Regions from separate parts of the Homo sapiens genome. Here regions 1 and 2 are each linked to region 3. Evidence: chromatin contacts called from ENCODE Hi-C or POLR2A ChIA-PET data. All regions are on one chromosome and are shown on one strand. The core of a region is the stretch at or near the end of the contact, and the rest is flanking DNA. Distances in the headings are between cores, read along the strand shown. Region 1 holds the start of RIMOC1 (RAB7A interacting MON1-CCZ1 complex subunit 1). Region 2 holds the start of OXCT1 (3-oxoacid CoA-transferase 1). Region 3 holds the start of NUP155 (nucleoporin 155).

Evidence for each region. A loop is a pair of places that touch in the nucleus more often than their neighbours do. ChIA-PET counts read pairs that join two places held with the same protein, here RNA polymerase II (POLR2A). Pooled maps may share reads with other maps.
Region 1: a map of CD4-positive, alpha-beta T cell shows a loop between it and region 3 (8-fold over the local background). The contact joins the promoter of RIMOC1 here to the promoter of NUP155 in region 3. A Hi-C loop is called at or near these places in 3 of 168 maps with a recorded cell type or tissue (CD4-positive, alpha-beta T cell, naive thymus-derived CD4-positive, alpha-beta T cell and sigmoid colon) and 17 of 50 pooled maps. POLR2A ChIA-PET finds 5 or more read pairs at or near these places in 2 of 52 experiments (PC-9 and activated T-cell).
Region 2: a pooled map shows a loop between it and region 3 (27-fold over the local background). The contact joins the promoter of OXCT1 here to the promoter of NUP155 in region 3. A Hi-C loop is called at or near these places in 6 of 50 pooled maps. POLR2A ChIA-PET finds 5 or more read pairs at or near these places in 2 of 52 experiments (T-cell and activated CD4-positive, alpha-beta T cell).

What each region holds. Positions count from the first base shown.
Region 1 is chr5:41,901,610-41,906,144 of GRCh38, reverse strand. It overlaps RIMOC1 (RAB7A interacting MON1-CCZ1 complex subunit 1), which reads right to left and starts at 1,801. Exons shown (of 6, transcript NM_175921.6): 1 at 1,678-1,801. The coding sequence starts at 1,777. RefSeq lists enhancers at 1,699-1,818, 1,571-2,117, 2,229-2,368.
Region 2 is chr5:41,868,114-41,872,778 of GRCh38, reverse strand. OXCT1 (3-oxoacid CoA-transferase 1) reads left to right here and starts at 2,354. Exons shown (of 17, transcript NM_000436.4): 1 at 2,354-2,498. The coding sequence starts at 2,421. OXCT1-AS1 (OXCT1 antisense RNA 1) reads right to left here and starts at 2,749. Exons shown (of 3, transcript NR_046635.1): 1 at 2,587-2,749; 2 at 2,397-2,488; 3 at 538-2,013. LOC102723752 (a long non-coding RNA gene) reads right to left here. Exons shown (of 3, transcript XR_925956.4): 1 at 3,177-4,665. RefSeq lists enhancers at 1,758-1,807, 2,638-2,717.
Region 3 is chr5:37,369,570-37,373,904 of GRCh38, reverse strand. NUP155 (nucleoporin 155) reads left to right here and starts at 2,799. Exons shown (of 35, transcript NM_153485.3): 1 at 2,799-3,084. The coding sequence starts at 2,928. RefSeq lists enhancers at 2,807-2,896, 3,017-3,126.

The DNA of each region.
Region 1 (4,535 bases), core at 552-3,051, 4.5 Mb before region 3:
CTCATCTAATCTGAAGAAGACAATGGAAATCATCAAACCCTTATATCCTAGTATAAATATATACTCATTACATTAAAGAACAAAGTTTGAATGTATATTATTCTTGTTGCGTGGAAAAATAATGCCAAATTCAATTCAAGTACATGAAATCTTGTTTTAATTAAAGTTCATAAATCTTGTAATATTTTTAAGATTGAACTGATTTCCATGCTGATCAACGGCTCATAATGTGGACCACTAACATTGTCATTTTATTTTAGTAAATTTTCAGAAGTATAAAGCCTTCAAACAAGAATTCCATATATAGCACATGACTTTTATTTCCAGCTCTGATTCATTCCAGATTAAAGAACTCTTCCAAGGGAAATGAGAATGGCTTTTTAGTTCAGTGATAAGTGAATAAAAAACATTCTTTGGTCTCTTTGGACTGGTTCAAGTGAATCTGGAATTAGAGGTAACATAGATAACTTTCAAGTTAATAGCTCCTACTACCCAAGAATTATTCATGTGAATCCACAGACCAAAATATAAGTCGGCTTCAGGGTGGTCTGTAGGTCTTTAAAGAACACACTCCTGGCCTGGCACAGTGGCTCACGCCTGTAATCCCAGCACTTTGGGAAGCCAAAGCGGGTGGAATGCTTGAGCCCAGGAGTTCAGGACCAACCTGGATGACATGGTGAACCCCGTTTCTACAAAATATGCCAAAGTTAGCCGGGCGAGATGGTGTGCGCCTGTTGTCCCACTACTAGAGGGGCTCCAGCCTGAGCAACAGAATGATACTCTGCCTCTAAAAACAAAACAAAACAAAACACTCCTGATAAATGATAATCTGGCAAAAAATATTCACTGAAACTAAGGCATTTCATCATAGACCCTATTTAATAACAAATTCACCAACTATTCAATCGCTTAAGAAAATGTTCCACCACTGTTTTCCTATGAGTCCGATGATATGAGTCAGTCCACAGAATTTTAAAAACTATCTGTAGTAATTGCTCAAACTCAAAAAGGAATAATGTAGAACCTAAAGGCAGCTGAGACGTAATGAAAAGAATTGGACTTAAATTCAGAAGGTTGAGGCAATTCCCTAGCCCAGTTTTTCCTAACAGCTTAGACCTTTCCAAAACAAGTATGCCAATACTTAACAGAGCCCTTGTGAGAACTGGCATGATGTATGGGGCAGAATAGTCTACACACCAATGTAAAGCTCTTCTATAGAATGTTGTTTTGAATCCAAAACGTAAAACGCAAATTACAACGCAGCAATGAAAAAGTGGAACTGTTATACATGTCTTTTTATCTTTACAGGATGCAAACCACCATAACTAATTTGAGTGTTATCATTCATCTTAGCCATTTATTTAAACTTCTGTATTTTATTTAGATTCTGCCCTTCTTCCAATCGCTACCGAGACAGTTTACACCAGCACGGATCTAGACAGATTTTCCATGGGTTCTGAATAATGCGGTTTTCGAAGACAACGCCTTGGCATTGTGAGTTCTGGGAAGTGGGCAATCGATGGCGCAGAGGGGCTCAGAAGCGACAGACCTCGGGTAACCACCTGCGGCCTGGGACCCAAAGGAACACAGGCCTCAGCCTCTAGCCCTCACAGCCATCGAGCGCCAGTACCTTAGCGCCGTCTGCCCCGCCCGCCTCCCTCTCCTCCGCTCCCTCACCATCTTCACCGGCAGCTTCGCTAAGTTGCTGTATGTGGGCCTGAGCCAGATCCCCGAGCTCTTCCACTCGTCTCACCACACTAGAGACTGCGGCCGCCATGGCCACAATCGGCGGGTGCGCCCCGGTCACGTGACCGTGTTGGCCCGCAATCACCTGATCCCCCGGCACGGGCGGGGCCTAGGGCGGACCTCTCCTGGTTGGTGGGAGGAGACATCAGCTCCGGAAGAGGGCTGGCCCAGGCCGGCAAAGGTCTTTCCGGGTCATTTTTCCCTCCTGGACTTCCCTTCCCTCCCATAATCCTGAGCAGCAAGGAGACTAGGGGCGGGTGTGACGTTGAGACACGCCTCTCTCTAGCCCCCTCCTGTAAGCCAATAGGGAGCCAGCCGTGCCCCTCGGCTGACCCAATCGGAAGTCAGCTCTCTCCGCCTGCCTCTTGGAAGACAGCTTGGTGACGTCTGGCTGGCAGGATGCGGATTGTCGTCCGCACTCCCACTTCCCTGTCCGGCGCGGGAAGCACAGTCTGGAGGGCGGACGCGAGGGTCTGGAGAGAGGACTGTCAGTTTTGGCCTTGTAGTAAGGAGGTTGCTAAAATAAAGTGATTATAATCTCCTGGTCCTAAATGGAAACCCGACCGGCCCCCTGTGTAACACATCCAAGTCTCCAAGAGTTTGTTGTACATCTGGATGGGGAGCTCCAAACACTAGTGGAGTTGCCAGTCTACATGGTTGAATATTGCTTTTGTAAATCTGATTTTTAGCAGTCGAATTTATCTCTGACCTCCCTTGGAGTTCACATTTAAAGTACTTTAGACATCTTGCGTCCAGTGGTAGTAAATTCTGCGGCCACAAAACTATTTTCATTTTTCTTTCATCTCAAGACCTTCCCTTAAGGCGCTAATTGTGCATGAGGTTCATCCTCTCAATCGGGAGTTTCAAAGCACTCAGTCAGCAAGTCTAACTTCACTTTGCATTCTGTGAATGCTTTCTTGCCTCTGGTCAAACAAATCGTTAACTCTGTGTATTCATTTCTCAGTTTGACACACTATATCTTGAATAATCTCCATCCTATTGTTTCTCATGGAAGGTAGTTTTTTATATGTAATAGAAAAATACTAAAAATAGAGAAAAAGTGTATTGTGATTTATAAGTGATTGACCACAATGACTCTCTAACTGACCTTTGTAATACCAGTTTCTTCTGACAATTCACCCTAAATATAGAGGACAGGAATCATGTATTTTGTGTCCTTGGTGCCTCATACAGTGCCTGGCACATATGCACTCTTGTCAACAAGCAAGATGGCAAGGGGATATGATGTGGTCTGTGGGAGTAGACAATTATTCAATAGTGTGGGAATTGTAGGTGAGGAAAAAAAGAATCTAAGTATAAACAAGAAGTTGAGAGAAGGCTTTCTCAACAAGGGATGGAGAAGGTGGTAGTTGAAGAGGGGCAAGTGCTGGAAGGTAGGGTGGAGAATGATCGTATCTGTACACAAAGGGGGAAAAATAGGGAAATAGGGATAAATTCAAAATGAAAGTAGGGAGCCAGCAATGGATAGAGAAAAGAGCAGAAGGTTACACCTGATGCCTTCTGAATCTTCTACAAGATGTAGAACTAAATGAAGCCTTCAGAAGATTTTACTAAACTTTTCAAAAAATAATTTTCAAAAAATAATTAACCTTTGATTAGGAATTTTCAGTCTCCTAGAAAATGTGTAATTTACCATTCTTAAACTACTTAAAAGAATTACCTGGACATGTGGGCAACAGACAAAGGCACAGCTGAAATATTTTGACTGTGGATCTACAAATTATCTCTGCAGAAGTGTTTTACTCTCAGGTCCACTGTTCTTCTCAGGCTTTTATAAAAGACATCTTAGGATCTATGTAATCAGGTCATCCATTTTCTAGCCATGAGATTTGGGTCTGGGAGATCTTGCTCATGATTTCGAAGTGATCTTGGATCGCCATTTGAATCAAGGGTTCCTTTTTAAAATAAACATTTAGAGTCAAATATTCAAAAGGCCCTTTTATTACAACCACAGCTTTATCTGTTCCCTCTCCATAAATGTGGCTATTGAAAACATTTTAGGCCAGGTATAATGGCTCATGCCTGTAATCCCAGCACTTTGGGAGATGTAGGCAGGCAGATCACCTGAGGTCAGGGGTTCAAAACCAGCCTGGCCAACATAGTGAAACCCCTTCTCTACTAAAAATACAAAAAAATTAGCCAGGCATGGTGGCACATGACTGCAGTGACAGCTGCTCAGGAGGCTGAGGCAGGAGAATTGCTTGAACCCAGGAGGTGGCCATTTCAGTGAACCGAGATCGCACCACTGCACTCCTGTCTGGGTTACAGAGAGAGACTCTGTCCCAAAACATAAATAAATAAAAATAAAAAATAAAAACATTTTAGTGGAGTGTGTTTCCAATACTTCAAAGTCTTTTTCTTGTTTTCCTTTATGTTCTCTTTCCCTAGTTAATGTCGTGGTCAAATGTAGAAACTTCATGTTTGTTAATGCATTTTATTTAGTTCAAAGTTTAAGTGAACTGTAAAATATTGAAACATAATAAAATCACCCTTACCCCCATAACTTCTTCCTTGCCATCTTTGCTCAATCTCTCCAGACTCTGCTACATTTCTTCTGGCTCTATCAGGCTAAGCCAGTCTTGTCTGTTTGAACTACCAAGGAGCACTGAGTCCTGACGTTAAGACTCTTTCATATTTACCAGGCTCCTAATAAAGTATTTCTCTCTAGCTATGAGTGTGATTCTAATTTTTAGCCCTCTATGGTAAACACCAAGCTTTGTGACAAAAATGATACAAAAGGAGACACAACAAACAAATATCATGAATAT
Region 2 (4,665 bases), core at 1,105-3,604, 4.5 Mb before region 3:
CCACTTGCCTTGGCCACCCAAAGTGCTGGGATTGCAGGCGTGGGCCACTGCACATGGCTAAACATTTCTAAACATAAAAAAGCTACAGTAAAATATGTTATTATAATCTTATGGGACCACCATCATATATGCTGTCCATTATTGACCAAAATGTTATGTAGCACATGACTTGGTGTATGTACACCCACACCCACACATACACATACGTATCATAACATAATACAAAAAAACAAAAAAAAATACAAAAAAACAAACAAAAAAATCTTTCCTCATTGCATGACTGGAATCAGACCTTTTGTTTAAAGGCTTTGAATCCAATTCTCCCAGTTTTTAAAAGTGTGGAAGTTAAACTGTAAGATTCCACAAAGAAAGGTTTCCAGAATATAACATATTTGCCAGAAACTGCCTTTCAAAGCAAGTGGGAAATATCCTTACTAGTTCGGAAAAGTTCAGATATTTAAAAGAAGTAAAATTTTGCACACCAATTAAAATTGAAGTGCCTTTGTGTAACTAGAAGTGAAATCAGCACATAAGAACTTTTTTTGTAATTTGTAATCTAATTTATTCAAGTTGAAGAGACTTGCACATTATTTAAAAAGTATAAAATGAAGTCACAGTCATCAAAAATACAGTACAGTGTGTTTTGACCATACAGTAATTAGGGTGATTTTCTCAGGAGACTTAGTCACATAGCATGCAACATTTAAAATGTGTCTTCCTCAGCCAAGAGCAACAAAGTGAGACCAGCCAAGAGTCAGTCATATGACCACCGGCAAAGTTGCCAATGCAGTTTTTCCATTTCATGTGCCCTGTGGAAGGGCAAAAGTGGAAAAGCAGACCCAATCGCAATGGGCAAAAGTGGAAAAGCAGACTCAATTGGAATGCTAGTTTTTTTCACATTGTGTAAGTTAAAGGTACAACAGCTGCTATATGCTAAATTATCACTAGTTATGGGACTTTAGTTACAGTACTTGAATTTCCCCCCAATCCAACTTCTTAAAATGTGTTGAAATACCAACTAGCAATAAGTTAATTTCTCCAGTGTAATTGAATAGTCTAACTTGGTATCTTACTCCTTAACTGATTTTGACTAAAATTATAATATTTACAGGAAAAAAAAAAGTTCAGAGTTAAAAGAATACCATGAAAGGGCAAATGATTTTATGGACAAACTTTGAACTGCATCTTCACTGTTCATTACCTTACTGTATTTGCTAAGGAAGCTAAGATCTCATTTAATTTTTGTGTGCTTTGCTTTGGTTCAAAACTAACATCACATTCTCAGAACTTGGTCAGGCCTTAATCAAATAAAATGCTATTGAGCTTCCACTTGGTCTTTCCACTCTGCTAAGTGCAAAGACAGTTCTGGAGAAATCAGTCGTGGCTCATGTCCTCAAGGAGTTGGTCAAAAGACAAGGCTTGGCGAATATGTACGTGCCATGTCAATGAACTGCTACAATGGAATAAACTTATAATAATGCCTAACATTTATTGACTCCTCATAATAAGGCCATAAACTTTGCATGAATTAACTCATAGAAACGTTATGACGTTGTATCACAAGCAATCCTAATTTGCAGATGAGGACACTGAGGCTTAGGGAAGTTATCTAACTTGCCTAAGGTTAAAGCAATATACTGCTTTTATGGTTGCATCTTTAGTAATCTCTGGGGTTGCTGGGACTCCAGTGCGAGAAAGAGCCCGAAATTCGCAAACTTGGATGATGGGGAAGAAAAGGTGTGCTAAACTCAGGTCACAGAGGTCCAGTCTTAATCTTGTTCCTCTGCAAGCCTTGTTGCTCACACCTCTTGACCGACAGTTCGAGGCAAGTGCTCACAGCAAACTTACTCTATGTAAGCCAAGGCCAGATGTGGGGAGAAGGGGCTGAGAAATGTTAGAAACGTGAACGCAGTCCAGGCGGGAGAAGAGAAGGGGGCCTCGAGGGGTGCCCCTATGCAGCCCACACACACGCCAGGCACTAACTTGGAAAAGCAACAAGCTTGGCGGGAGATCCTCCCGCGGCCGGAGGGCCCTGAACCCTAGGCCAAGACTCATCCACAACCTAGGGGGAGGCGGCCACCAGCGCCCCATCGAAGCTAAAGGGCTGACAGAAGGGCTGTAGCGGCAAGTGTGCGCCAACACAGCTGCACACGCCCAGACACCTGAGGCGCTGAGAGGAACTTCCCCGCGATCCGCCCCGGCTGCACAGAGCCTCTTCTCCCCGCCGGGGCCCCGCCCAGCCTCACTTCTTTTAAAAGCAGCAGCCAGCAGCGCGCCGGTGGCGTGCGGCTCGAAAGGCCGGGAGGACGTCATCGACGCGCTGTCGAGCCTCCAGCCCGCCCGGGTTTCCTTCGCAGTCGCGCACCGACGCTCAAACGCGCGCTCCAACCCGCAGCCTCCTCCTGCCTCACCGCCCGAAGATGGCGGCTCTCAAACTCCTCTCCTCCGGGCTTCGGCTCTGCGCCTCTGCCCGCGGATCTGGGGCAACCTGGTACAAGGTAAAGTGCGGGGGAAGAGGAAGGCCATGGGCAGGAAGAACGTGGACCAAACCCTGAGTGGTGCCCGCGTTTTCTTCTCTGCCCCTACCCGCTCTCTCCAGCCTGGGATCTGGCATCCGTGGCGCGGTGCCCTGGTCACGGACACGCGGCGACGCGTTCCTGGCCTCGCCGGCCCCTCGGATGACCGCCTTTGCTTGGTTCTGCAGTCGCTTCCCTGATGGAGCGAGACGCGATAAAGAAGCGCGCGGAGAGGCTGAGAAGGGGCGGGAGGACTCCTGGCAGCGCTCCCGAGCCCTTTGGCGCTCGTCGGCTTCCCTCCTGGCACCCGCCCTTGGATAGGGACTCTGAGGGTCTGAACGGGGGGAGGAGGGCGCCAGTATATGGAGGTTTAGGAGTGAGGCAACAGCGGGTAGGTTTGCGCCCCCGATGTTGGATCTCTGGGCAGAGGAACCTCTAGAGGCCCAGAACCTGAGGCTGGGTTAGCCATGGCTCTGCTCGAGTTCACCGGGGCTGGATGCCGGGTGCGGCGGGTGTGGAATGCCGCTCCCATCCTCTCCTCCCTATTTGGCTCTGCTGCCCCGTAGACTGGAGCGCTCGCCAGGGCGTCTTGCCGGCCAAGCTGGGAAACCATCCGAGGTGTGTCCCTGGCCCGCGCCTGGGCTGCAGGGGAGGACAAACCTTTCTCTCGAGGCCCCTCGTATCCGGGTTAGGGGCTTTCGGTTTTCAGAGCCCTTTGAAATCCTTTTTGTGCCCCACTGCCGACTCTCCACCGAGTGGTATCCGGAGGCATTCCCACCGTGGACTGACTTGTGGTTTTGCCTTATGCACTGTCCTCGCTTGTAAGCCCACCCCTGTCTGGAGCCCTAGGAGCGAATTACAGGACCAGAGCGCCAGGTCCAGGAGGGTGGCTTTATCCCCGCCGTCTCAATCGCGGGAGCCTCTTCCTTGGTATTCAGTAATAGGTCTGAGCTTGACAGCGTGCCATGCACACGGTGCTTACTCCTGAAGCGTGCCTGCCTGGCCCCATTGCTCTTTCCTGCATCCAATCCCTGACCGCTGAGAACACAGAGGAGCCACTGAGCTCCTTCGGTAGGTGCTAGGGAATGGTTCAGAACTGGACCATTTTACTCTTAAATGCCTCTTAGGAAGCATTTTTATAACTGCAGATAGACTTGGATATATAAAGCATTATTAAAAGGGAACTTGACCTTCAGTGAGATTGCAGCGGTGCTGAAGCTAATACAAACCAGAGCACAGCGATACCCTTGGGCCGAGGTCAGGAACGTTCCTTCTTTTGACAGTTACTGATTTGCCCAACTGTAATTTACTCACTTCAAGTCTTTTCCATCTTGAGTATATCATTAAACCATTTCCGAAGCTCAGCAAACCTCATCTTAGAGGGACGAGATGCAAATAAGGGGTTCTGCTATATCTCATTAAAAGTTCATACAGAGTTCAAACTTAGCCCTGTCAGGCTTGATTATCATAGGTCTAACTCCTGCCTTCCACTATTCCCCTAGCTTGTGGCTCTTAGTGCCCTTATTGTTTTTTTTTTTTTGAGACGGAGTCTCGCTCTGTCGCCCAGGCTGGAGTGCAGTGGCGGGATCTCGGCTCACTGCAAGCTCCGCCTCCCGGGTTCACGCCATTCTCCTGCCTCAGCCTCCCAAGTAGCTGGGACTACAGGCGCCCGCCACTACGCCCGGCTAATTTTTTGTATTTTTAGTAGAGACGGGGTTTCACCGTTTTAGCTGGGATGGTCTCGATCTCCTGACCTCGTGATCCGCCCGCCTCGGCCTCCCAAAGTGCTGGGATTACAGCCCTTATTGTTTAGCACTTTAAATCCTCACCTGCTGCTTCTGTTGAACTGTACCACTTATCTACTTGTTTAACTTTTCAGATGTGTATATTGTCTCCTCAACCAGATGACAGTTCCCCGATGGCAGAGACCATATTTATGCCTTACACTTAGTCTCCCTCAACAAACACACTACTCTGCATAGATCAGATATTCTACACATGTTTAAAGTACGGATGAGAGAACCCTCCAGGCAAACAGAAACCTTGAGTTTTTCCACTAAACATAACTAACAGCTAAAACGAGATAGTTATTTTCTTAAATGTTTAACATTTTTATAATGGGCAGGCCCAGTGTCTCGCAGACCTGAGA
Region 3 (4,335 bases), core at 1,550-4,049:
GCTTCAATCAATGCATTTTTTAAAAAAAGGTAAGTTCAGTGTTCCTACCCCTTGCCTCTTCCAGTACATAAGATAGTGTCCCATAGGATTCATGATTATGCCTCTGTAATCTATAACCAGATGTACTCTTACACCCAAACTTTGATGAGATTTTGCTCTAATGTAATTTATGAGCTTTTTTTTTTTTTTTTTTTTTTTTTTTTAGAGACAGAGTCTCCCTTTATCAACCAGACTAGAATGCAGTGGCATGGTCATGGCTCACTGCAACCTGGAACTCCTGGGCTAAAGTGATGCTCCTGCCTCAGCCCACCAAGTAGCTGGGACTACAGGTCCACACCTGGCTGCCCAGGTTGGTTTTGAATGCCTGGCCTCAAGAGACCCTCATGCATAGGCCTCTCAAAGTGCTAGAATTACAGGTGTGAGTCACTATACCCAGTTTATGAGCATGTTTAATGTAATTTCTGAGCACATGCAGAGCTTCCAACCCCTGACATGTAAGCTGTGGGCTAAAAGCTACTTTGGAGCAGTCTTAACAGAAACTCTCTGAAAGGTTGCAATCCTGAGTCTGAATCAAACTGACTTTAATTCTTTAAAAGAGGGTTATTTTTCTTCAATTGACAGCAGATACAGATATGAGAATCCAGCCATCCGTTACTGAGCCAGACACTAAAGAGATTTGCAAAAATATGAAATAATCGCATTCTTCTCCCTGTTTTAGAAACTATAGTGATTTCTCATTTTAAAAAAGTGTTATATTAACATGGATTAAGCTTGGTATGCTTTTTTTTTTTTTTTTTGAAACGGAGTCTTACTCTGTTGCCCAGGGTGGAGTGCAGTGGCACGATCTCGACTCACTGCAACCTCTGCCTCCTAGGTTCAAGTGATTCTCCTGGCTCAGCCTCCTGAACAGTTGAGACTACAGGCGCACGCCACCACGCCCAGCTAATTTTTGTATTTTAGTATAGACGGGGTTTCACCATATTGGCCAGGCTGGTCTCCAACTCCTGAACTTGTGATCCACCTGCCTTGGCCTCCCAAAGTGCTGGGTGCTGGGATTACAGGTGTGAGCCACTGTGCTCGGCCTTGTTACTCTTTTAAATACAATGTTAAACATTTTAATTTTCAGTTTGAGTTATTCACAAATATTAATAGATGTAACCAACATGAAACAAAAACTCTCTGGAATCCTGAATAATTTTTAAGGGTATCAAGGGGGTCCTAAGACCAAAAAAATTCATAATTATCTGTTCTAGGGAAGAGGTCAGCAAACTTTTCCTGTAAAGTGCCAGAGTCCGTATTTAAGGCTTTGCAGTCTTTTGTAGAAATTACTCGGTTTAGCAGTTGTAGTGGGAAAGCATAGGCAATATGCCAATGAATTAAGTTAGTTAGATTACACTTTGGGGAGCTTTACTTCTATGCAGGAATATCACAGCAACGTTGTTGAATCTTCCAATTTATGGAGTTGAAAACTTTGTGTATTTTGTCTCAAATTAAAAACAAACTCGGTGCCAGACCACCACTTTTCAATCTATGGTCTACCAAATAAAGTAAACTCACAGCTAGAGACCCAACTGCCTATCTATATACCAATGATAAAAAATCCAGTTTTTCTTGGTATATTGGCTATGTCAAATTTTAAGTGTAGATTGGTAACATCAAAGAACTTTCAATTTTCAGAAATGTAGTCAAGTCTTTGAGGGAGTAAAAATGTAATTCAAATAGCAAAAGACCAATTTAGAGTAATTCAGTTATTGATTTGTGAAATTCTGAAGAACATAACTGGAAGCTTTCTTAGGTGAGATTCTAAATAAGAGCAGCTTTCTAAAAAGTGCTTTGATTTACCCACTCAGGTTGCCTTCTGTAGTAAATGAAGCCTCTTTTACCTCTCTGCTTTCTCCTATCCTGCTATAGTTTATACCTATCCAAATAGAAAAATTATAATGAAGCCCTTTGTCTCTGCTTGAAGCACCTTAAGGACAGGAAACACTGTGTTAGTTTGATAGTCCCAGCACCAGGCACAAGGCAAGTATTCAGTTTCTTAGGATTGTATGAACTCTTGGGTTCCTATCTCATACGAGTTCCTATACTAGCGCTGGGAATGGAAAGATGAATTAGAACTGTCTGCTATCTCTGCCACGATAAAAAGCACGGCAGCGGTCCACCTGCACTCAGCTTCTTCTTAAACACGTATTTTATACTAAGGGGCAACAAAGTCAAAAGACAGCGACACGCAAATGGAAAAGCCTGATGAATTCTAATTTACACTGAAGCCCGCGAAGAATATAGTGAGATACTGGTTTATATCCCTCTCTGTGACAGCGACCTACCAATTCTTAACTACTCTCACAAAAGCAGTTACTTGGAGAACCAAACTGCGCGCTCATGCGCGAACTCATATAGCTGCAGTTAGCGGATACCGACGCGGGAAGTTCCAAGACTCAGGTCGAGCACGCGCTTAAACCAACGGAACCTGACCAACCTCCTAGGCCAGACACACGACCTAGCTCCCACCTACCGTATCCCTCCTCCCTCCTTCCTCCTCACCCTATCCAACCCCATCCCGCCCCTCTCCTTCCCTGTTCCCTCCCCTTTATCCTTCCCTTCCTTTCCCTCCCTCCCTTCCCTAAATAACCTACCCTAATTTTACCCTGCCACACCCCAAAACCCTCAACCCCCTCGAAAGCATCAGCAGCCTCCTAGCTCCACCCACAACCTCTAGCCCCCTCCCAACAGCTTCCTCTTCCCAGGCCAGAACGGCGTCTTCCAGTTCCCCACCGGATGAAGCGGAAGTGCGTCATGTCGAGGCGCCAAGGCGCTCGTTTGGCGCGCGCGCCCTAGGCGGCGGATCTAAGCTAACTTCTTGGATCTTTTCTTGTTTCTCCTTGGTTTTTGACTTTTTCTGGACCCTGGTGTCTACGATTTCCGAGATGCCGTCTTCTTTGTTGGGCGCGGCGATGCCGGCCTCTACATCTGCCGCAGCCCTGCAGGAAGCTCTGGAAAATGCTGGACGGCTCATCGACCGTCAGTTGCAAGAGGACCGCATGTACCCGGACCTTTCCGAGCTGCTTATGGTGTCTGCCCCAAGTGAGTGATAGTGACCCTGCTTTCTCAACCTAAAGGACTCTCGCCTGACTTCCTAATTTGCTACTTATCCCCAGCGTTGGTCCCGGCGAGGATATGCTGAGATTTATGGCACTGTTGGCTGCATTTTTGGAGAACAGCAAGCAGCTTCTTTTCAGGTTTTTTCCTTTCCTCACTTTCTTCATTGTAGATACTTGAGAGGGCAAGAGTGAAGAGCAAGCTCCCAGTTGAAGCAGAAAGAGGCAAAGACCTCAACCTTAATGAGCTTCTCGCCGCTCTCAAGTGCTTATGGCTAAGGCCATATGAGAAGCATCTCCAGATCCAAGTCCCAAATTTGTTCATTTCTCCTGTTAGTGTTTGAGTAGATCGTAAGAGCAAACGAAGTTAATTTGGAAATTTAGCATGTTATCTTAAAGATACGCTTTGCTTTATATTTATTTGTTTATTTATTGAGACGGAGCGGTTCCCTCTTCGCCCAGGCTGAAGTGCAATGGCGCGATCTCGGCTCATTGCAACCTCCGCCTCCTGGGTTCAAGCGATTCTTCTGCCTCAGACTCCCAAGTAGCTGAGATTACAGGCGCCTGCCACCAAGCCCGGCTAATTTTTGTGTTTTTTAAGTAGAGACGGGGTTTCACCATATTGGCCTGGCTGGTCACGAACTCTGACCTCAAGTGATCCGCCCGCCTCGGCCTCCCAAAGTGCTGGGATTACAGGCGCAAGCCACTGCACCCGGCCAAGAAACGCTTTATTATGTGTAGAGATGTGTGTTATGAAATGCTGGAGGATCTTAAAAGAACTACCAGTGGAATAAAGAAAGAGAACAGGGAAATCACAGTGCTTATGTACAGGGAGAGTAAGGCAGAATATGTGTTGACAATATAGGTGACTGGAAAGTAATTTGTTTAACAGTTTTAAGTTATAACCAGCTCCCCACGGCTTATGGAATTACATCAGTTGCTAGAAAAAGTGACCCCTTTGTGAGATGGAATTTGGAGAAAACCAGCGAAGTGTAAGAAAGAAAAGATTGTTGGTGAGCAAGAACCAAAGTAATCTAAATAGGATAATTTGTGCAGTGTAAACCGAGAACACTTCTGATTATTTATAAAAATCATTGATAGCTTTGTAATCAAAGAAATGATAGAAACAAAGATAGTATTTGCTCCCTACAGCTACTTACCAATGAGCGTGTCTTATAATACCTGATTGGCCTATTAGCAATTATCATCTTGAACAACATTACTCATTTTGGCCTCC